2 separate regions of the Homo sapiens genome follow, and region 2 is linked to region 1. Evidence: read pairs that join two places in POLR2A ChIA-PET (ENCODE). Cell type or tissue: Panc1. All regions are shown on one strand. Each heading gives the region's core, and the rest is flanking DNA. Links, peaks and the distances in the headings are about the cores only.

Region 1 (10,977 bases), core at 3,368-7,367:
TCCTCTCAGCCTCCCAGACTCAAGCCTGAGGATTACAGGCGTGAGCCACCGCGCCCGGTCCCCAAACCGTATATTCTTAGGAAGCATTCATGGAACTTGAACAAAAACTTCCTAGAAACACCTTCGGCTGGCTTTTGCCTTCATCTCACTGACCAGAAGTGTATCTAACTGCCACTAGCAGCTGCAAAAAGCTTGTAAATATTTTAATTTACCAGCCCCTATTTCAGAGACAAGCAAGGGAAAAGGATGCTGGGATTGATTTTGGGTTAGCCAATCTCCAGTGTCTGCCACATCATGGATATGTCTTTGTCGTGCCCTTACTTGAACGGCCGAGAACAACTGGATCTAACAGTTCAAGCTCCAATTTTTTACACTCAAAATTTGGAAGGCATTGCCTTCCTTGCCTCTAAGAGAGGTTTTATGCTAGCCTCTACCAAGTTACCTTGTAGTTGTCCTAATGTTTACTCTTGGAAACTTTTAAGATCTTCCATTTGTTTTTACGCTCTGAAGCTGCACGTGAATGTGTCTAGGAATGGGTCTTTTTTACATTCATCTTGCTCAGCACTCAATGAACCCTTTGAATCTGAAGACTTGAATCCCTTTCCAATTCTAGGACATTTTTTCCTATTGTTTCTTTGGCAATATTGTCTCCAAGTTTTTTGTTTTCTCTTCTTGAGAATCCAGTTAGTTGCACATGTTGGTTTTCCTGGATTGTCTTTCTCTCCCATTTTATGTTTTATACTTCTGGATTCTTTTATTTCTCCTGTCTCCATGGCCTTTCTACACAAAGTGTCTGTGGACTGTCAGCATTGACATCACCTGGTAGCTTCTTGTTAGAAACGTAGAACTTTAGCCCTCACCTCAAACCTCTACTGGATTAGATTCCTCGGTTTAACGAGATCAAGACCCCCAGGATTCTTATACACATTAAAGTCTAAGAGGTACTGTTGGATTTTTTTCAACTTCACTTTCCAGTTCTATTGAAATTTTGTTGTGGCATTCGTATTTTTAGTTTCTAGTAGCCCATTCTGGTACTGTTTCTTTTTCAGAAAATTTTATTTCTTCATGTACTGTATTTTTTTAGAGTAATTAGTTTTATTTTAAGCTCTCTTCTGTTTCTTGAATTCTTCTTTTCCCCCTCTGGGATTATTTTTGTGTGTTTGCATCTTGGTCTAGCTCTCTCATGTTCCTTCTTTTTTTCTTATACATCTGCTGGTCCTTGATAGTATCTTCATTTTTAAAAATGTGAGTATCATAGTTGTACATATGTAGGGGGTACATGTGATATTTTGATACATGTATACAATGTGTAATGATCAAGTCAGGGTAATTAGGATATCCATCACCTCAAACATTTATCTTTGTGTTGGGAACATTACAATTATTTTCTTGTAGCTATTTTGAAATATACAAGAAATTATTGTTAACTGTAATTTCTCTACTGTGCACCTTCAATTTTGAAAATGACAGACCTGATGGGTTATTTCATGTAGCTGGGATGGGTTTCTCCTTCTATTACATAAGTACACTTGCCTCCAGAGGAGCCTCTTTCCTAAATGGGAAGTCTTTACATGTGGGAGGAACAGTAATCGGCTTGGTGAGCTTTGTTGTTAGAAGCGAGGAGTCAAACCCAGTACTCACCTTGGAGAACATGTCTTCAAACTGTTTAACTTCTTTCAAAATCAGGCTTTTTTATTTGTGCTTTTTTGTGATGCAGTTAGGTAGGTAGGAAAGTTGGGAGCAGACTAGCACAACTGTCCTGCATTCTCAGCCACTTTGCATTCCCACTCTCTTTGATTTGTAAACTCTGCTGGTCTCCTGACCACGCTGCTACCCCATCGTACCATTGCAGTTTGAGCTCCACCTCAGCCATCAACACACTTCTGTCCTACCTTGTCTTCTAGTTTGTTTGTTTGTTTTTTTCTTACCTGCTAGTGGTCTTCCCTCTGTGTATGTCTATGTCCTAATCTCCTTCTCTTTTCTCTTTTCTTTTTTTTTTTTTTTTTTTGAGAGAGTCTCACTCGCCACCCAGGCTGGAATGCAATGGCGCGATCTCGGTTCACTGCAACCTCTACCTCCTGGGTTCAAGCGATTCTTCTGCCTTAGCCTCCTGAGTAGTTGAGATTACAGGTGTCTACCACCATGCCTGGCTACTTTTTGTATTTTTAGTAGAGATGGGGTTTCACCATGTTGGTCAGAGTGGTCTCGAACGCCTGACCTCAGGTGATCCACCTGCCTCAGTCTCCCAAAGTGCTGGAATTACAGGCGTGAGCCACTGTGCCTGGCCTTCTAATCTCCTTTTCTTAAACGACATCAATGTGTTCGGTTGGGATCTACCCCAATTACCTCACTTAACCTTAATTACCTCCTTAGAGACCCTTTTTCAAAATACAGTCCTAGTCTGAGGTCCCAGGGGTTAGGTATGAATTTGCAGGAGACACGATTCAGCTTTTAATACCAAGTTCATCCAAGTCCCTGCCTTCTCTGTGCCTCTCCCCACATGACTGAATGGGATGAGAGAAAAGCACACAGCATGCTGACTGTTCTCACTTTGAATTCCCAGGCACTAATCTTGAATAGACCCTTAATGCTGCCTACTTTAAATACCACGGTCCCCTAGCACATTCTTCTCATATTCTCATTGAAACCAATGCATGGCTTTTCTTCTGAACACTCCCTCCCAGATCCTTGCTCGGCTTCCTGTGGCACTGAGAAAGCAGGTGGCCATTTACACTAGATTATCTTCATATCTCCCCATCGACCTGCATCTCTGCCATCCACTCTCCCTATTCTCCTGTTACGTGGATGAACTCTTTGTGCTCCTAGCAAAGGTCCACCTGTGGACCCACACCCTCATTGTGTCCTCCTTGAGGACCCACATTCAGTCGATCCTCAAGCTACAATAGGCTTACCTGGACATAACTCCATCTATGTCTATAGATATTTCTGGTGGTAGGCAAGTGGATTCTGAAGTTTCATATGAAAAAATAATCAAGAAAATAACAGCCAGGAAATCTCTGAAATAGAAGAGCAATACGGTGGAACCAACCATACCATATAAGAAAATATTTTAAAATCCTCAGTCATGGCTGGGTGTGGTGGCTCATACCTGTAATCTCAGTACTTGGGAGGCCAAGGCGGGATGATTGCTTGAGCCCAGGGGTTTGAGATCAGACTGGGCAACATGGTGAGACCCTGTCTCTACAAAAAATTGTTTTAAATTAGCTGGGCATAGTGGTGGACACCTGTGGTCCCAGCCACTCGGGAGGCTGACTGAGGTGGAAAGATCTCTTGAGCCCAGGGGTTTGAGGCTGCAGTGAGCCATGATCACACCACTGCACTCCAGCCCAGGCAACAGAGCAAGACCCTGTCTCAAAAAATAATAATAATAATAATAACCATTAAAATAGTATTATTGTATGGGAATATTAGTAGACAAATCAGTGGATCAGAATAGAACAACATATGGGAATTTTGCATGTGAGAAAGTTGTATCTCAAATCTTTGGGGAAAAAAGTGTAAACTTTTCAATAAATGATTCAGAGACAATTCAGTAGCCATCTGGAAAAAAAGTAGAGTCAATTCCAAGGCAATATGTAAATTTGCGACAATTCCAGTGAAAATTCCAAAAGACAATTTTGTTGGATTTGAACTATCCAATATGCTTCTAAATTCCAAATAGAAAATTAGATGAGTTAGAATTGCCAAGAAATTTGGAAAAGTATACTACTAATGGAAGAAACTAATACTATCAGATATTAAAACTTAATGTAAATCTATGGTAATCAAAAACTATGGACTTAACATGTGAACAGGCAAATTTACCTACATTCATGTTCATCCCTCCCTAGAACATAATGGGTTCTCTATACATGTTTGTTGAAGATAGAATATTATCTTCAATTCGATAAAGCATAATATTTATATTCTGACTTAGAATTTAATTTTTCAATATTTTACTGATGGAATTCAGATCCTTTTCACTTACATAAAAAATACATCATTGAGTAAATTTTAAGATAATACTTTTCTGAGTTAAAGATTATATCCTGGCCAGGCGCCGCGGCTCACGCCTGTAATCCCAGCACTTTGGGAGGCCGAGGCAGGCGGATCACGAGGTCAGGAGATAGAGACCATCCTGGCTAACACGGTGAAACCCCGTCTCTACTAAAAATACAAAAAATTAGCCGGGCGTGGTGGCGGGCGCCTGTAGTCCCAACTACTCGGGAGGCTGAGGCAGGAGAATGGCGTGAACCCGGGAGGCGGAGCTTGCAGTGAGCCGAGATCGCGCCACTGCACTCCAGCCTGGGCCACAGAGCGAGACTCCGTCTCAAAAAAAAAAAAAAAAAAAATTATATCCTATTTTCAATACATAAATACACATAATATGTATACACACATACCTGAATACAAAGGTATCACACTGGCTTAATCTGTAAGCATTATATTAATTAAAAATTAATAAAATAAAAAATAATAAAAAGTTAAACATTATTTCAGTTATGTGATTAAAAGCATTGCAAAACCAAACATAGGCATACATACAGTATGCATGTGTGAAAATATGTATATGTGTGTAATAAGCCTGTAGAAAAAAGCAAGAAAATAATAGATATGCATTTAATAGTGCGGTTCCTTGGGAGATACGAGGGAGGTGTTTGGGATGGAGGGTGATAGGATTTGGGAGGCACATAAATGTTAAGTGGGTAGCAGAACAAATTAACAGAAGACCTGAGACTGCTATCCTTAGAAAGCCTTGCTCTCAAGGTTGGATCTTGGCTGGTGTCTGGGAAATTGAATTTTGGGAGGATTTCCACCATTGCCTAATAAGAGTATCTCACTGTGCCTGAACTATTTGTACAGGCACTGTGGTGGATGCCGAACATCTGTTCTGAGAGTCTTGAATTTTTATGTAGAAGGCAGGGGGTGCTATGTGACCAGCCCCGTCTAAAAACCATGGGTACTGAATTTCTAATGAGCTTCCCTGATAGGCAACATTTCACACATGTTTTTAAAACTCGGCATTGAGGGAATTAGGTGCATTCCCTGTAACTCCGCTGGGAGAGGAATTTTGGAAGTGTGTGCCTGGATTCCTCCAAACTTTGCCTGTGTGCCTTTTCCCTTGCTGATTTGGCTCTGTATCCTTTCACTGTTATCAATCTTAGCTGTGAATACAGCCAAGTGCTCAGTTGCTGAGTCCTGCGAGTCCTCCTAGTGAAGACTGTATTGAACGTAAGGGGTGGATCTTAGGGATCCCCTTCAAGTGGGTTTTATAGGTGTTCTTTTAAACATTTTTTTGGGCACGGTGGCTCATGCCTGTAATCCTAGCACTTTGGGAGGCCAAGGTGGGTGGATCACCTGAGGTCAGGAGTTCGAGACCAGCCTGGCCAACATAGTGAAACCCCGTCTCCACTAAAAATACAAAAATTAGTCGGGCGTGATGGTGGGCTCCTGTAATCCCAGCTACTTGGGAGGCTGAGGCAGGAGAATCGTTTGAACCCGGGAGGCAGAGGTTGCAGTGAGCCGAGATTGTACCACTGCACTCCAGCCTGGGTGATAAAATGAGACCCCATCTCAAAAAAAAAAAAAAATACCTATTATATCTGGTAAATTCTTTATTGTATGTATTTACCAGTTAACCAAAAGGAAGACAAAAGGAAAAATGAATAGGAGGTACCCAAATAAAGACAGGATATAGTTGTATAGAAATGTAGTCCAGTAGAATGTGGACATAGCAACGGCTGCTAAAGGCAGATCTGTTGCCTTCACCACCATCTGCACCACCAGCATCTGCACATTCCTACAATGGCTAAAACAGCAATAGGGGAAAGAAAATAAGGACATGACCTGTATGATATAGTGGAATTCTCATTAAACACAGCAGGGGCTTTAACTGGAATTAAGAGTAAGATGAGGTCTAGCCTACAAAGCAAACTAAAGAAGCTGTCCATCTTATCAGTGATCTGCTTTTATTTACATTTTTTTAAGAGACAGAGTCTTGCTCTGTTGCCCAAGCTGGAATGCAGTGGCATGATCATAGCTCACTGCGGCATCTAACTCCTGGGCTCAAATAATCCTTCTGCTTCAGCCTCTTGAGTAGCTAGGATGACAGACGTTTGCCACCATGTCTAGCTAATTTTTTTTAATGTTTTGTAGAGACAGGGTCTCACTATGTGGTCCAGGCTGGTTGCAAACTCTTGGCCTGAAGTGATCCTCCCACCTCAGCCTCTCAATGCGCTAGAATTATAGGTGTGAACCACCAGGTGTGGCCCTGCTCTTGTTTTTACCTGGAATCTTGCAACATCAACATCTATACTTAATTGAAATGAAAGTGAAGCAAATCAGGCTGGGCACAGTGGCTCACGCCTGTAATCCCAGCACTTTGGGAGGCCGAGGTGGGCAGATCACTTGAGGTCAGGAGTTCAAGACTAGCCTGGCTAACATGATGAAACCCCCATCTCTACTAAAAATACAAAAATTAGCCAAGCATGTTGGCACACACCTGTAATTCCAGCTACTCAGAAGGCACAGGCAGGAGCGTCTCTTGAACCCGGGAGGCAGAGGTTGCTGTGAGCCGAGATCGGGCCACTGCACTCCAGCCTGGGTGACAGAGCGAGACTCCATCTAAAAAAAAAAAAAAAAAAAGAAAGAAAGTGAAGCAAATCAACAAATGTGCCTTTGGCCAGGCTTTTAAGCTGATTTTAAGGCCACCACCTCCATTCTGGGAAGCCCGTTGAACTTTAGCTTGTACTAAGGAGAAAGACCTGTCCCTGAAGGAGATCCAGAAGAAACTGGAGGCTGCAGAGGAAAGAAGGAAGTCTGAGGAGGTCCAGGTGCTGAAGCCATTGGCAGAGAGGAGGGAATACAAGCAAGAAGTCTTTGAGAAGGCTTTGGAAAACGACACCTTCAGCAGAATCGTGGAGGAAAAGCTGATCCTGAAAGTGGAAAAAATTAAGGAAAATGAGGAGGCTAATCTAGCTGCTACTATGTCTGAAGGAAAAGGAGGCACGCCGCGGAGGTGCGCAGGAACAAGGACGCGCAGACTCAACAGTCTGGCTGAAGTGGAGGAGGGTACGGCATGCTGCACCATCAGTAAACCCACTGCCCATATTATAATGAGTCACGCAGTATCGGTATGGGAAATGTATGACATAGTTTACAAAGGACTCATTAACAAAGCAGAATTAAAATTAAAAAAAAAAAATGTGGAGCCGGATGCAGTGACTCACACCTGTAATCCCAGCACTTTGCGAGGCCAAGGTAGGCGGATCATTTGAGGTCAGGAGTTCGAGACCAGCCTGGACAACATGGCGAAAACCCGTATCTACTATAAATACAAAAATTAGCCAGTCATAGTGGTGCACACCTGTAATCCTAGCTACCCAGGAGGCTGAAGCACAAGAATCACTTGAACCCAGAAGGCAGAGTATCGGTGAGCAGAGATCATGCCACCGCACTCCAACCTCAGCAACAGAGCAAGACTATCTCAAACAAACAAACAAACAAAAAAAAAAAACAAAAAAACAAGGCCGGGAGCGGTGGCTCACACCTGTAATCCCAGCACTTTGGGAGGCTGAGGCAGGCGAATCATGAGGTCAAGAGATCGAGGCCATCCTGGCCAACATGTGAAACCCCGTCTCTCCTAAAAATACAGAAATTAGCTGGGCATGATGGCACGCACCTGTAGTCCCAGCTACTTGGGAGATTGAGGCAGGAGAATCGCCTGAATTCGGGAGGCAGAGGTTGCAGTGAGCTGAGATCACGCCACTGCATTAAAGCCTGGGTGATAAGAGCAAAACTCTGTTTCAAAAATAATAATAATAAACGCTGGGCATGGTGGCTCACGCCTGTAATCCCAGCACTTTGGGAAGGTGAGGCGGGTGATCACGAGGTCAGGAGATCGAGACCATCCTGGCTAACACGGTGAAACCCCGTCTTTACTAAAAATACAAAAAATATTAGCCAGGCATGGTGGCGGGTGCCTGTAGTCCCAGCTACTTGGGAGGCTGAGGCAGGAGAATGGCGTGAACCCGGGAGGCGGAGCTTGCAGTGAGCAGAGATTGTGCCACTGCCCTCCAGCCTAGGTGATAGAGCAAGACTCCATCTCAAAATAATAATAATAATAATAATAATAATAATAATAATAATAATAAAACCACCAACCATAGCACTTCTGCTTCTACTAGATTATGTGCAACCAGTGTGCTTTGGCTTTAGAAAGGGATGGACAAAAAGACTGATCTAAGATCAGTCTGGGTAGAAGCAAAGAGGTGAACCTTAAAAGTGCTGAACACAAATCCAAATCTTAATGTTTCAAGCATCTGTGAAATTGCTCTTTATCAACTGGGCTGAATTCTCTTGTTTACATTCTTCTGATGGAATGAATTACTTATGGTGTCAGGTAGCTTATTTGTGGATTCCATGATTGATGATGTTCATTTTAAGTTCTTACCAATAGTACAAGTACATGATGCGACTGAATATTTTCCCACTTTGAAACTGTGAGCTGGTTGTTGCATTAAATACACACACAAACAAGATAAAAAACACTGCAGACTTTTACTCAAGCTGGTCTTTCTTCCCCAGTGTGAAGCAGTCCTGCCTTTTAACCCTTTTCCCGTTTAGAGAAAAAAGTGCAGCTCGCTGCCAGTCCTCATTTAATTTTACATAAACATGCTCTTTGAGGTTGGAGCAAATCTAACTGATGTTCAATGTAAAAATAAAATATAAAAACTGTTCTTGGAGTTATTTCTAAGCAGAACTAACATTAGAATTGTCTGAATCATCAGAATCATCTATTTCAGAAAAATCGGATTCACTAAATGAATCTTTGTCCAACAACTGTTCCAGAGATGTGAACCTCACTCCTAGGAATGCTATGTTTTCTAGGATTTGACATTTTCAGTGATGGCCAATTATTATATTTTGTAAATGGAAATACCACTACTAAAAACAGAATGCTATAAATAGAATGATGTCTTTTGTTTCCAAAGAATGATGTGAAAATAATAAAAATGAGGTATTTCCTGGCAAAGTTATCTCAGGATAAATGCTGAAGCAACAAGCACTGCCAGTGAGTATTCTCGGAGCAAACAGGAAAAGTGTTGAAAAAAATTATCTGTGAGGGCTGAGCCGTTAAGGGGCTGGGCAGAATATCATGCCAACTAAGGGAATTACCAGTTACCCACTAAAAGTACCCAACTCCCAACTCCTGAAGGTAGCCACCTGCGTATTTACTCTTAGTGCAATTTTCCTGTATGTTCTTGTGAGCAAGCTGTGATTAATAGAGAATTGAAGTTCTGTGAACAACAACAACAAAAAGAAATAGTATAGCAATGTCTAAAATCAAACCAAAGAAAATCACATGAAGAGAACTGGAAATGAACAGGGGAATGAGAAGGAATGGTGAAACCAGAGAAGAACAGTAGTCCCCTGTTATTCACAGGGGATACTTTCCAAGACCCCCAGTGGATGCCTCAAACCTCAGATAGCACCTATATATGCTACATTTTCTCCCTATACATACATACCTATGATAAATTATAATTTATAGGCCAGACGCGGTGGCTCACACCTATAATCCCAACACTTTGGGAGGCCGAGGCAGGTGGATCACCTGAGGTCAGGAGTTCAAGACCAGTCTGACCAACATGGAGAAACCCCATCTCTACTAAAAATACAAAAAACTAGCCAGGCATGGTGGTGCATGCCTGTAACCCCAGCTACTCGGGAGGCTGAGGCAGGAGAATTGCTTGAACCCGGGAGGCAGAGGTGGCAGTGAGCCAAGATTGCACCATTGCACTCCTAGCCTGGGCAACAAGAGAGAAACTTCATCTCAAAAAACAAAATAAACAAAACAAAACAAAACAAAACAAAAGGTTTCCTTGAACACAAGCACTGCAATACCTTGACAGCCAATCTGTTAACCGAGACAGCTACTTAAGTTGACTGAAAGGCAGGTAGCCTATACAGTGTGGATAGCTGGACAAACGGATGATCACTGTGGTGGGTGTGGCAGGGCAGAGTTGGAGGGCATGAGATTTCATTATACTACAACACAGTAACGCACAATTTAAAACTTGTGAATTATTTCTGGAATTTTCCATTTAGTATTTTCTGACTCCAGTTGATGGCAGGTAAGTGAAACTGCAGATAAAGGGGAGACTACTGTAGTCAGAAGTGGCAATGGTTGTGGTCTCCATGAGATGGTCCTCTTGGTTCCCAGCCCCATCCTCCTTCCCTGTACCTGCTTGTGTGCCTGTTGATTTTGTGTATTGTAAGGATTGAGGCACATTTTTTTCCTTATATGGAGAGCTGTTTTTTCTATTTCCATTTACTGAAGACTATCCTTTCCCCATTGAATTACCTTATTACCTTTGTAGAAAATAAATTAACTACACATGTATGGCTATATCTATATTTATGGGATATATTTCTGGCTGTATCTGTTTCTGGATTTTCCAATCTCCTACATTGATATATAGGTTTGTTCATGCTGTAATACCACATTGTCCTGATGCTTTACCTTTATAATAATCTGTTAGATCAGGTAGTAAAATCCTCTGAATTTTGTTTAAAATTGTTTTAGATATTCTAAATCCTTTTCATTTTCATATAAACTTTGGAATCAGCCAATCAATTACTAGGGGAAAGGAACTGCTTTTTTTAAAGATTGCATTGAAACTTTAAGTCATTTTGGAAAAAACTGACATCTTAACAATACTGATTCTTCATTCTATGAATGTGATTATTATTTTGATTATAATTCAAAACTACCAGGCATAGTGGCTCATGCCTGTAATCCCAGCACTTTGGGAGGCCAAGGAGGGAGGATTGCTTGAGCTCAAGAGTTTGAGAACAGCCTAGGCCACATAGTGAAACCCCGTCTCAACAAAACATCAAAAAATTAGCTGGGCATGGTGATGTGTGCCTGTAGTTCCAGCTACTCAGGAGGCTAAGATGGGAGGATCGCTTGAG
Region 2 (10,977 bases), core at 3,464-7,463, 75 kb after region 1:
GGATTTGATAGGCTCATTGTGGAATAATTTTATTCTCTTGTACTTTACTCTGCATTATGTGATTTTTATGATCATGATCATTTGAAAGTGTGGAAACGTGTATTTTTTTCTGTGAAAATTAGTAATTGATGCACTTTTCATAACTTGTTGAGCAGAGTACTTTCTTAATAGAGTTAATGAGGTATAGGTGCAAACAGTATTTTCTATTTTCAGATGTCAGACGGGTCTGAGAGAAATTAAGTAATTTGCAGTAGTAGGAGTAAATATAGCTAGAATTTTAAGCCAGAATTCTGTCAGTCAAGAGTCTAACTCTTTGGACACAGTGGGACACATCGTTAGTCCTAGCTGCTGGGTAGGCTGAGGCAGGAGGATCACTTGAACCCAGGAATTTGAGGCCAGCCTGGGCAACGCAGTAAGATCTTGGCTCTTAAAGTTTTTTTAAAAAAAGAAGTAATGTTTTTTAAAAAGAGAATCTTTATTATTATTATATATTTTATTATTTTGACTTACTGTTTTTAATGTTTTGAATTTTGAAAAAATTTAAACCTAAGTTGCAAATTATTATGGTGAGCAGGACATATTCTTCCCTTAGATTTGCTGATTAACATGTTGCTACATATGGAAGTTAGTTTCAGACTTCATTCATAGTAACACTTAATCCTTGATACATACTTGAATTTGAAACTCCTGAGAATAAAGACATTTTCCTTGGGAACCATAATATACCAATCACATGCAAAAAATTTCACTTTGATAGAATTATCTAATATAGAGTTCATCCTTAACATTTTAACGTTGTTGCATTGTTGACTAGTAGCTGTTGCTGTCAACCCTGCTTTTTCATAATCCAGTCAAGATCACACATTATACTTATTTGTCCTGTCACCCAGCAGTTTTTTTTTTGTGACATTGACATTTTTGAAGCGTCTAGACCAGTTGTTTTTCACTACTTTATTACTTTAAACTGCATTTAGTGTGTATATATGTATATATATATATGTATATATATAAACACTACATTTTATCAATCAGATTTAAATGATACTGTGTTTCATATTGAGGTAAGTCATTGTTTTTTATATAGAAATGATTAGTGAGTGATGGTTAACATTGCATTGTCAACAAAACCTCCCAGAAAACCTATTGTGGAAGAAGGCCTATGAGAATTAATAAACTTTCAGTTAAGATTTATGAAGTAGTTTTATTTTAATTATGTATAGTAACAAAACAAAGAACACTGTCAAGGTGTCTTCCAGAATTGTTCCTTCAATGTGTAGTTATTTAATATTTTGCATATTGATTTTTAAATGTTTAGGGGCCTCTAAAGTGCCTAATAACTTTAGTTGTTTTGGCTTTTTTACTTAAGTAACTTAAACCATTGAGTAAACTTACTTTATTGTAAGTAACTTTAGCCAGACTTAAACTTGTAGGTTTTGATTTGGTGAATATGAGTTCATGATGTTTTCTTTTCTTTTTGTTATTATAAATACTGGATTTAGTGCTGAGGTTTAGTTGAATGTTCCTATTTCTTCAGTCTAAGGGAATGTCCTTAAAAAGCATAATTCACGAGAAGAAAAGTATAAAGAAGGCTGGGCGCAGTGGCTCACGCCTATACTTCCAGCACTTTGGGAGGCCGAGGTGGGTGGATCACTTGAGGTCAAGAGTTAGAGACCAGCCTGGCCAACATGGCGAAACCCCGTCTCTACTAAAAATACAAAAATTAGGCGTGGTGGCTGGCACGCATCTGTAGTCCCAGCTACTTGGGAGGCTGAGGCAGGAGAATCGCTTGAACCCGGGAGGCGAGGGTTGCAGTGAACTGAGATTGTGCCGCTGCACACCAGCCTGGGTGACAGAGTGAGAGTGTGTCTCCAAGGGGAAAAAAAAAAAAAGTATAAAGAGAAGCACAATTCAGGTTCTTTAAACAGAAATCATACGCCAATATGGTATTGTTATTGTGGCATTAAAATTTATTAGGCACACATGTATATACTATACGCTAAATTTATAATTTATTTCAAGTTTATTCATAGTGCTATATTTTATGAAACTTAAATCTTCTAAGTTTTCTTAAAATTGATAGTGGCCAATTACTAATTTTTAATCTACATGTTCACTTCCGCTGATTCATTTTGTCTGATCCATTAGGATATTATACATTTCTATGTTTTATTTTGTATTCTTGCAGTTCATTTTCCAGGAGAAGCAGAAGGAGATAAATGAAGTAGAAAACTACCTTACATACATTTATTAATGTTATTTGTAGTTACTTGATTTTTCAAATTTCCCTTGATTTAACTGATAAAATCATACTGTATGAAATCTGTACTTTTCCTTTCATGAATATAAGAATATACACCCACCAGTACTTATTAGAAGTATTTTGAAGTCAACACAACTGTTTGTTAAAGTATGCTTTCAGAAAGTCTTCAATAGCATTATTTTATATCTGTGGTAAGGTAATGCACTTTGGACATGCTGATCACACATCTACTTTAGAGAAGCCCTTTACTAATTATATAGCACAGCTAGTTGCATATAAAGGTGAGTGACAAGAATGTTTGTCTCAAAATTCTTGGTTAAGATAATTGTTTTGATAGACCTTTGGAGCATGTAAAACCTATGGTTAGCAGGAAATTTCAATCTCCTCAAACTGATTTTAAAACCATACTTCATTTTTTTCCTCTTTTAGTTCTATAAACATGTGGTACAGAGTGTTGAGAAGTTTATTCAGAAAGTAAGTATATAATTTTCCATACATGTGCTGTAATTGTAGATTAATGCCTGTACTCTTCTCCTTTAGATCAAATACCCAAGTTTAAATTGTTTTGATGGACTGTTAAAAAGTGATTCCAGTTATTTTATTTTCCAATTAAGAAATAAAATAAAAGTGCCTTTCAGATAATTTTACTTAGGTTTGTATTCTGCCTATGTTCATGTGCCTAAATGTAAGCAGAGCCAGTTTGAGAATCGGTGTCATGTGGTATTAAGGATTCAGCAAGGTTGCAGTGTGTTTATGTTCCACTTGGGAGAAGGGTGCGGGATTTGAAGTGAGATTTCAGTCATTCAACTGGCTAGGTAACTTTGAATAAGTTAGTTAGCCTTTATGTCATTGAGTTCTTTTTTCTTTTTTAAAATTCTTGTTTTCTCAGTATTTAAAATATAGTATTGATAGGCTGTGCACAATGGCCCACACCTGTAATCCCAGCACTTTGGGAGGCCAAGGTGGGTGGATCACTTGAGGCCAGGAGTTCAAGACTAGCCTGACCAAGATGACAAAACTGTGTGTTTACTAAAAGTACAAAAATTAGCTGACCTGGTAGTGCATGCCTGTAATCCCAGCTACTTGGGAGGCTGAGGCACAAGAATTGCTTGAACCCAGGGGGCGGAGGTTGTAGTGAGCTGAGATCACACCACTGCACTCCAGCCTGGGGAACAGAGTGAGACCCTGTCTCAAAAAATGTGTGTGTGTGTGTGTGTGTGTGTGTGTGTGTGTGTGTGTAGATAAAACATACTTGGGGATTAAGTGGTTTAGGTAACTTGAAGCTAAGATAAAGGGTTGAATAACAAGTATGCTGTCTGTTTCACTTAAAGTTTAAAAATGTTAGTGATTAGAAAATTTTATTTGGTCTAACGCTTTTAAAAGCATTTCTCAGAGATTGTTCTGATTAAAGATCTTTCTTTAAAAGTTTTAATGTCTGGTTTTGTTTTGTTTTGTTTTGGTTTTTTTGTTTTTGTTTTTGAGACGGAGTCTCACTCTGTCGCCCAAGCTGGAGTGCAGTATCAAGATTTCGGCTCACTGCAACCTCTGTCTCCCGAGTTCAAGCTATTCTCTTGCCTCAGCCTCCCCTGTAGCTGGGATTACAGACATGCGCCACCACGCCCAGCTAATTTTTTTGTATTTTTAGTAGAGATGGGGGTTTCACCATGTTGGCCAGGCTGGTCTTGAACTCCTGACCTCAAATGATCCATGTGTCTTGGCCTCTCAAAAGTGCTGGGATTATAGGCGTGAGCCACTGCGCCCAGCCATAAAGTTTTAATGTCTTACACTATGCCTCATAAACTTGATGAATAGGAATTTACCTAGAATTCTTGTTAAAAATGTGGATTCTAATTCACCGAGTGTGGAGAGGAACCTGAGATTCTGCATTTGTAACAGCTCCTAGATGATGTTTCTTTACAAACCACAATTTGAGTAGTAAAGGTTTAAAAGGTAAAAGTGAATTTATGGATAAATGCTTGTTGACTGATTTGATTTGTGGTAGGGTACTTTGAATAAAATGTGTCAGAATCTTAGGAAGACCTGGAATGAGCAAAGTTACTCTATCGTGAGATAATTACAGTCAATCTGAAGAAGCCAATCAGTGTATGGGGAAAAACTTAAATGCTTTGCTATTACCCTGTTTAAATCAGAGATCCAGCAACAGATTTGTGTAATGGTTAAAATAAGGTGTGTGTGTGTGTGTGTGTGTGTATATATATATATATATATACACTTTTTTTTTATACTTTTGAGCTAATTGTAGATTCACATGTCATTAAATCAGTAGGAATAAATCATGTAGAGATCCCATGTGCCCCTCACTCAGTTTCCCCCTGTGGTAACGTTCTGTAGAATTGTAGTAAAATATTACAATCAGGACATTGATACAGTCACCTGTTGACACACTAACCTTATTCAGATTTTAATTGTCTTACATGCACTCATTTGTATATGTATGCATTTAGTTCCATGCCGTTTAATCACATATATAGATTCATATAAACATCACCATAGTCAAGGTACAGAACAGTTCCTTCACCACTAGGATGCCTTGTGTTTCCCTTTTATATACTCTATAGTCATACTCGACTCACCTCCTCCTCCCCATCCCTAATCCCTAATGCCTGGCAGTCATTAACCTGTTCTCTTTCTCTATTTTACATTTCAAAATGTTATATAAATTGAATCATACAAAATGTAGCCTTTTGAGATTGACTTATTTTGCCCAGCGTAATTCTTTTGAGATCTAACCAAGTTGTTGCATGTATCAAATAGTTCCTTCCTTTTTTTTTTTTTTTTTTAAATTTAAGTTCTGGTATACAAGTGCAAAACACATAGGTTTGTTACATAGGTATACCTGTGCCATGGTGGTTTGCTGTACCTATCAACTTGTCATCTAGGTTTTAAGCCCCACATACATTAGCTATTTGTCCTAATGCTCTCCCTCCCCTCGTCCCCCACCCCCGACTGGCCCTGATGTGTTTTGTTCCCCTCCCTGTGTCCATGTGTTGTCATTGTTCAACTCCCACTTACGAGTGAGAACATGGGATCTTTGGTTTTCTGTTCCTATGTTAGTTTGCTGAGGATGATGGCTTCCAGCTTCATCCATGTCACTGCAAAGTACATGATCTCATTCCTTTTTATGTCTGCATAGTATTCCATGGTGTATATGTACCACATTTTCTTTATCCAGTCTATCATTGATGGGCATTTGGGTTGATTCCATGTCTTTGCTATCGTGAATAGTGCTGCAGTAAACATACGTGTGCATGCGTCTTTATGGTAGAATGATTTATATTCCTTTGGGTATATACCCAGTAATGGGATTGCTGGGTCAGATGGTGTTTCTGGTTCTAGATCCTTGAGGAATTGCCACACTGTCTTCCACAATGGTTTAACTAATTTACATTCCCACCAAGAGTATAAAAGTGTTCCTGTTTCTCCACAGCCTCACCAGCATCGGTTGTTTCTTGACTTTTAAGTAATCACCATTCTGACTGGTGTGAGAGTTTATCTCGTTGTTTTGCCCCAAAAACTCCTTAAACTGATAAGCAACCTCAGCGAAGTCTCAGGATACAAAATCAATGTGCAAAAATCACAAGCATTCCTATACACCAACAATATACACCAAGCAGAGAGCCACGTTATGAATGAACTCCCATTCACAGTTGCTACAAAGAGAATAAAATACCTAGGAATATAGCTAACAAGGAGTGTGAAGGACCTCTTCAAGGAGATCTACAAACCACTGCTCAAGGAAATCAGAGAGGACACAAACAAATGGAAAAACATTCTATCCTCATGGATAGGAAGAATCAATATCGTGAACATGGCCATACTGCCCAAAGTAATTTATAGAATAAATGGTATTCCCATAAACTACCACTGACATTTTTCACAGAATTAGAAAAAACTACTTTAAATTTCACATGGAATAGGAAAAGGGCCTGTATAGCGAAGACAGTCTTAAGCAAAAAGAACAAAGCTGGAGGCATTGCACTACCTGCCTTCAAACTATACTACAAGGCTACAGTAACCAGAAGAGACATATGGTTTCCTTACTTTTTATTTCTGAGTAGTATTTCAGGGTATGAATTTACCACAGTTTAATCATTCACTCATTGGGGTTCATCTGGGTTGTTTGTAGTTTTTGGTTATTATGAATAAAGCTGCTAGGAACACTTGTATACCCAGAGTGTTTTTGTGTGAATGTAAGTTTACATTTCTTTGGGATAGTGAGTACATGTTTCCATTTTATAAGAAGCTACCAAACTGTTTTCCAAGATGGCGGTACCATTTTATATTCTCTTCATATACCATAAATTGTGTGAGGGAGAAGTGTGGCTGCAGTTTGGTCATATATTATCCGTGAACCCATGTTTTAGTCATGAAAGATTTATGGAGTAATAAATGACAGTAAATGAAAAATTAACAGTAAATATGATTTCCTTTAGGCCAAGAAAACTACTCTAAAGAATACTCTGGTCTCTGGCCTTGTCCTAATTAATTTTGCCAAAAATCAGTTCATATGCTGATTGTGTCTTAGCTTTATAAGACAGAAGCACCTGGGCACTCTGGCTCATGCCTACAGTCTAGCAGTTTGGGAGGGGCCAAGGCTGGGCTCAGGCATTTGAGACCAGCCTGGGCAAACGTGGCAAAACCCTGTCCCAGCCTAAAAACTACAAAAATTAACTGGGCAAAGTGGCAAGTGCCCGTGTTCCCAGCTGCTTATGTGGGTGAGGTGGAGGGATTGCTTGAGGCTTGAGTTCAGGAGGAAGTTGAGGCTGTAGTGAACCATCATTGTGCCACTGCACTCTAGCTTGGGCAACAAAGCAAGAGCTTGTCTCAAAACAAAACAAAACAAACAAACAGAAAAAATGGGGGCGGCAGCAGCAGCAGAGGCGGGAGTTAGAAACAGATAAGGAAACTTCAGAAGACAGGTTTTAGAACTTGTTATGATCCTGTGTCAGGGTTCTCTAGAGGGACAGAACTAATAGGATATGTGTATATATACACACATATATAGGGTATACATATATACAGGGGAGTTTATTAAATATTAACATAAGTATTAACTTACACGATCACAAGGTCCCACAGCAGGCTGTCTGCAAGCTTGAGGTGCAAGGACGGCCAGTCTGAGTCTCAAAACTGAAGAACTTGGAGTCCAGTGTTCGAGGGCAGGAAGCGTCCAGCACAAGAGGAAGATGTAGGCTCTGAGGCTAGGCCAATCTCTCGTTTTCATATTTTTCTACCTGCTCTATACTTGCTGGCAGCTGATTAGATGGTGCCCACCCAGATTAAAGGTGGGTCTACCTTCCCCTGCTCACTGACTCAAATGTTAATCTCCTTTGGCAGCACCCTCACAGACACATCCAAGATCAATACTTTATGTCCTTCAATCCAGTCAAGTTGACACTCAGTATTAACCATCATAGATCCCTATATTTGCATTATAAATAACTAACTTACCTTAGTTATCCTGAATCCTAAAGGCAATAAATTTTATTTTGAGCCAGAGACCTCATGATTTGGTGACTTTTCTACCATCCATAGCTCTGTTCTCATTTGCTGGTTTGAAATGCAAAAATGAAATCCTCAGCTCTGTTCCAAAAATATGTAGAGTTTACCCAACTCTTTTTGTCTGTATGAAATCCCTTGCCTTTTTTTGCATGAGTACTACAAGCAAATGTGTCTACTAGATTCAGAATAAGATCGAATATTATCATTCAGAACTATTTATTTTGATAAAATCTAGATGCTTTGTTACAGTGAAATACATTCTATGGTACTGTGGCTACTCTTAGATACGGTGAGGTCAGGAATAAATTTCATCTTTCTGGCTCTGAAAGTGGTCTGTAGATGAGTTACTATTGCCTTAATCTGTAAGCTTTTGGCTATGATTACCTTCTTCAAATTTCCTGCTACATATTTAGTAAGAGCAGGAAATGTGGCTTATTTGTGGTGATTTTCAAGTTACATTTACTTTGTAAATAATAAATGAAAAGATGGTGCTAAACTGTCTAGAGATTATCATCATGAAAGTTTTTTGTTTTCTAGAAAGTTGATCTGGTAGCTGTATGTACATGGTTGTTAATGGTGGTTGATATTTTGCAGTGGATATGTATATATTTTTCAAAGAAGCGAAACATTTATTCTTCTCTTTGATATTTTTCCAGAGGAAGGATTGAGTCCACATTGAAAGATGGCTGTTAGCTAGGTGCAGTGGCTCACGCCTATAATCCCAGCACTTTGGGAGGCCGAGGTGGGCAGATCACTTGAGAGGTCAGGAGTTTGAGACCAGCCTGGCCAAAATGGTGAAATCCCGTCTCTACTAATACAAAAATTAGGCAGGCGCGGTAGCACATGCCTGTAGTCCCAGCTACTCAGGAGGCTGAGGCAGGAGAATTGCTTGAACCCACAAAGCAGAGGTTGCAGTGAGCCGAGATCATGCCACTGCACTCCAGCCTGGGTGACAGAGCGAGACTCCGTCTCAAAAAAATAAAAAGAAAGATGGCTGTTATATTTACTTATCTCTGGTGTCTTGAGATATATATATATATATATATATATATATATATATATATTTATTTATTTATTTTTCATGTAGGGTGCAGTATTCTGTAACTGGACTTTTATCATGAGTATACCTTTATGCTTGGAGGTAGGATACAAAGAGATTTTTGTACATGGGCACAAATAGTTTGAAAGGAGTATATTTCCAGATTCTCACTTTTCATATGTATTTTTATTAAAGTTCCTCTTCCCTAGGATATTTTAGATCAACACAAGTTCCACACTTTTTAAATTTACATTTCAAATATATCTTAAGCTTATCAGTCATTCTTAATCATTATGATTAGAGAAACTTTTGCCTCTTGCTTTATTTAAGAAACCAGGGATGTTTATATAATTACAGTCACTCTTCCGTTTCTGTGGGTTCCAACCCATGGGTTCAGCCTATTGGGATCAAAATTTGGGGAAAAAATATTCCACGAAATTCCAGAAAGCAAAACTTGAATTTCCTATACACTGAGTAGAATGTGAATGAAGTGATGTGTAGGCATTGTATTAGGTATTCACAGTAATCTAGAGCTGATTTAAAGTAGATGGGATGATGTCCGTAGGTTATATGCAAATACTGCCCATTTTATATAAGGGACGTGAGCATCCTCGGATTTTGGTATCTTCAGGGGTCTTGGAACGAATCCCCCAAGGCTACTGAAGGACAACTGTATTTCTTTTTATTCTGAAATTTCTATGTACATCTGTAGAAAAGTACAGAAAACAACATATACAGCCAAATTTTTATAAAGAGAAGACCTATGTAGCTCCCACTCATTTCAAGAAGTAGAACTTTGAAGCCCACAAGCCCCAAGTGCCTCTTCCTAATCATGTCTTGCATACCCCCTACCCAGGTAACCAGTTTGAATTTTGTGTCACGTCCTTGCTTGACATTATAGTTTTACTTTGTATAAAATGAATTCTTAAAGTGGTTTAATGTATTTTAAATTTTTTAATGTAATCCTATGGTATGTATTCTTTTTATACAGTTCTCCTACTCAACATCATGTGTCTAGGATTCATTCTTGTGGTGTGTAGCAGTATTCATTACTATCTGTTGCTGTATATTTTCCATTATGTGAATAGACGGCAGCTTGCCCACTTCTGTTGACATTGTGTGTGTTTTCTAGTTTTTGCAATTCTGAACAGTATTGCTGTGAACAGTGTAATATTTACATATGTAAGGTAATAAATATCCTCATACAGCTTGCATTTCTGTAGGAGTGGAATTGCTGGTTACAGGATATGCATTTCTTCACCATGGCTAGATAATACTAAATTAGTTTTATAATGATTGTACTGATTTACTCTCTTCCTCGCAATGCATGGGTTTGTGGTGCTCCCCATTTTTGTCAGCACTTGGTATTGTTAGATTTAAATTTTTCTAATCTGTCGAGCCATCTTTCTTACATGCCACCATTAGTATTATTCAGTGCTTTGCAGGTACAGCCACATGATTCTGTTTCTACCACTCTAGCTTTGTTGTCTTTAAATTAATATCACTTTTTAGTAGCTGCAGGTGGGAGCACAAATTCTAAAAATAGGATAATTAAGGTGTATTTGTATATTGCAAAATATATGGTCCAACTTACCTAGAAGGTTCTTTGACAAATAACCATAACTGATGATAACCTGCAGATGACAACTTGGATGACAAAATGAAAAATCATGCAAATATACTTAAAGGTGCATTCTCCCTATTCGTTCTTACCTTTCTCCCCCTAAAAAGGCTATTTCTCTATAAAATAAGAAATTGGAAATTACTAGAATATAGTTGAAAAATGGTATATCTATAAAAACTTAATGTGATACGCTTTAGGAAATTATTTAGAGTAAAAATACCGTATGCCATTGTATAACTGCCCAGTGGGTTCACCTTGCCTGCTGCCTAGACAGAGCCAATTTATCAAGACAGGAGAATTGCAATGGAGAATGAGTAATTCACGCAAAGCCGGCTGTGCAGGAGACTGGAGTTTTATTATTACTCAAATCAGTCTCCAAGAGCATTCGGGGTTGGATCAGAGTTTTTAAAGATAATTTGGTGGGTAGGGGCTCGGGAAGTGGGGAGTGCTGTTGGTCAGGTTGGAGATGGAATCATAGGGAGGTCCAAGTGAGGTTTTCTTGCTGTCTTCTCTTCTTGGGTGGGATCGCAG

What was found. Peaks named below come from ENCODE experiments on the same cell type or tissue, not always from the same donor. Only the 100,000 strongest peaks of a DNase experiment are listed, where the experiment ranks them.
Region 2: POLR2A ChIA-PET joins it to region 1 with 8 read pairs; 3 of 35 experiments call an interaction of 5 or more read pairs at or near these places.

Annotation. Positions count from the first base shown.
Region 1 is chr6:154,700,739-154,711,715 of GRCh38, forward strand. It overlaps the pseudogene LOC646274. Among named protein-coding and RNA genes, the nearest start is that of SCAF8, 27 kb to the right of the region's middle. RefSeq lists an enhancer at 6,463-7,662. In Panc1, for the core only: no CTCF peak of the experiment used is centred there; a DNase peak (open chromatin) is centred at 4,983; H3K27ac peaks cover 1,204 bases.
Region 2 is chr6:154,775,312-154,786,288 of GRCh38, forward strand. It overlaps SCAF8 (SR-related CTD associated factor 8), which reads left to right. Exons shown (of 20, transcript NM_014892.5): 3 at 2,690-2,734. Among named protein-coding and RNA genes, the nearest start is that of SCAF8, 47 kb to the left of the region's middle. RefSeq lists a silencer at 3,491-3,691. In Panc1, for the core only: no CTCF peak of the experiment used is centred there; no DNase peak of the experiment used is centred there.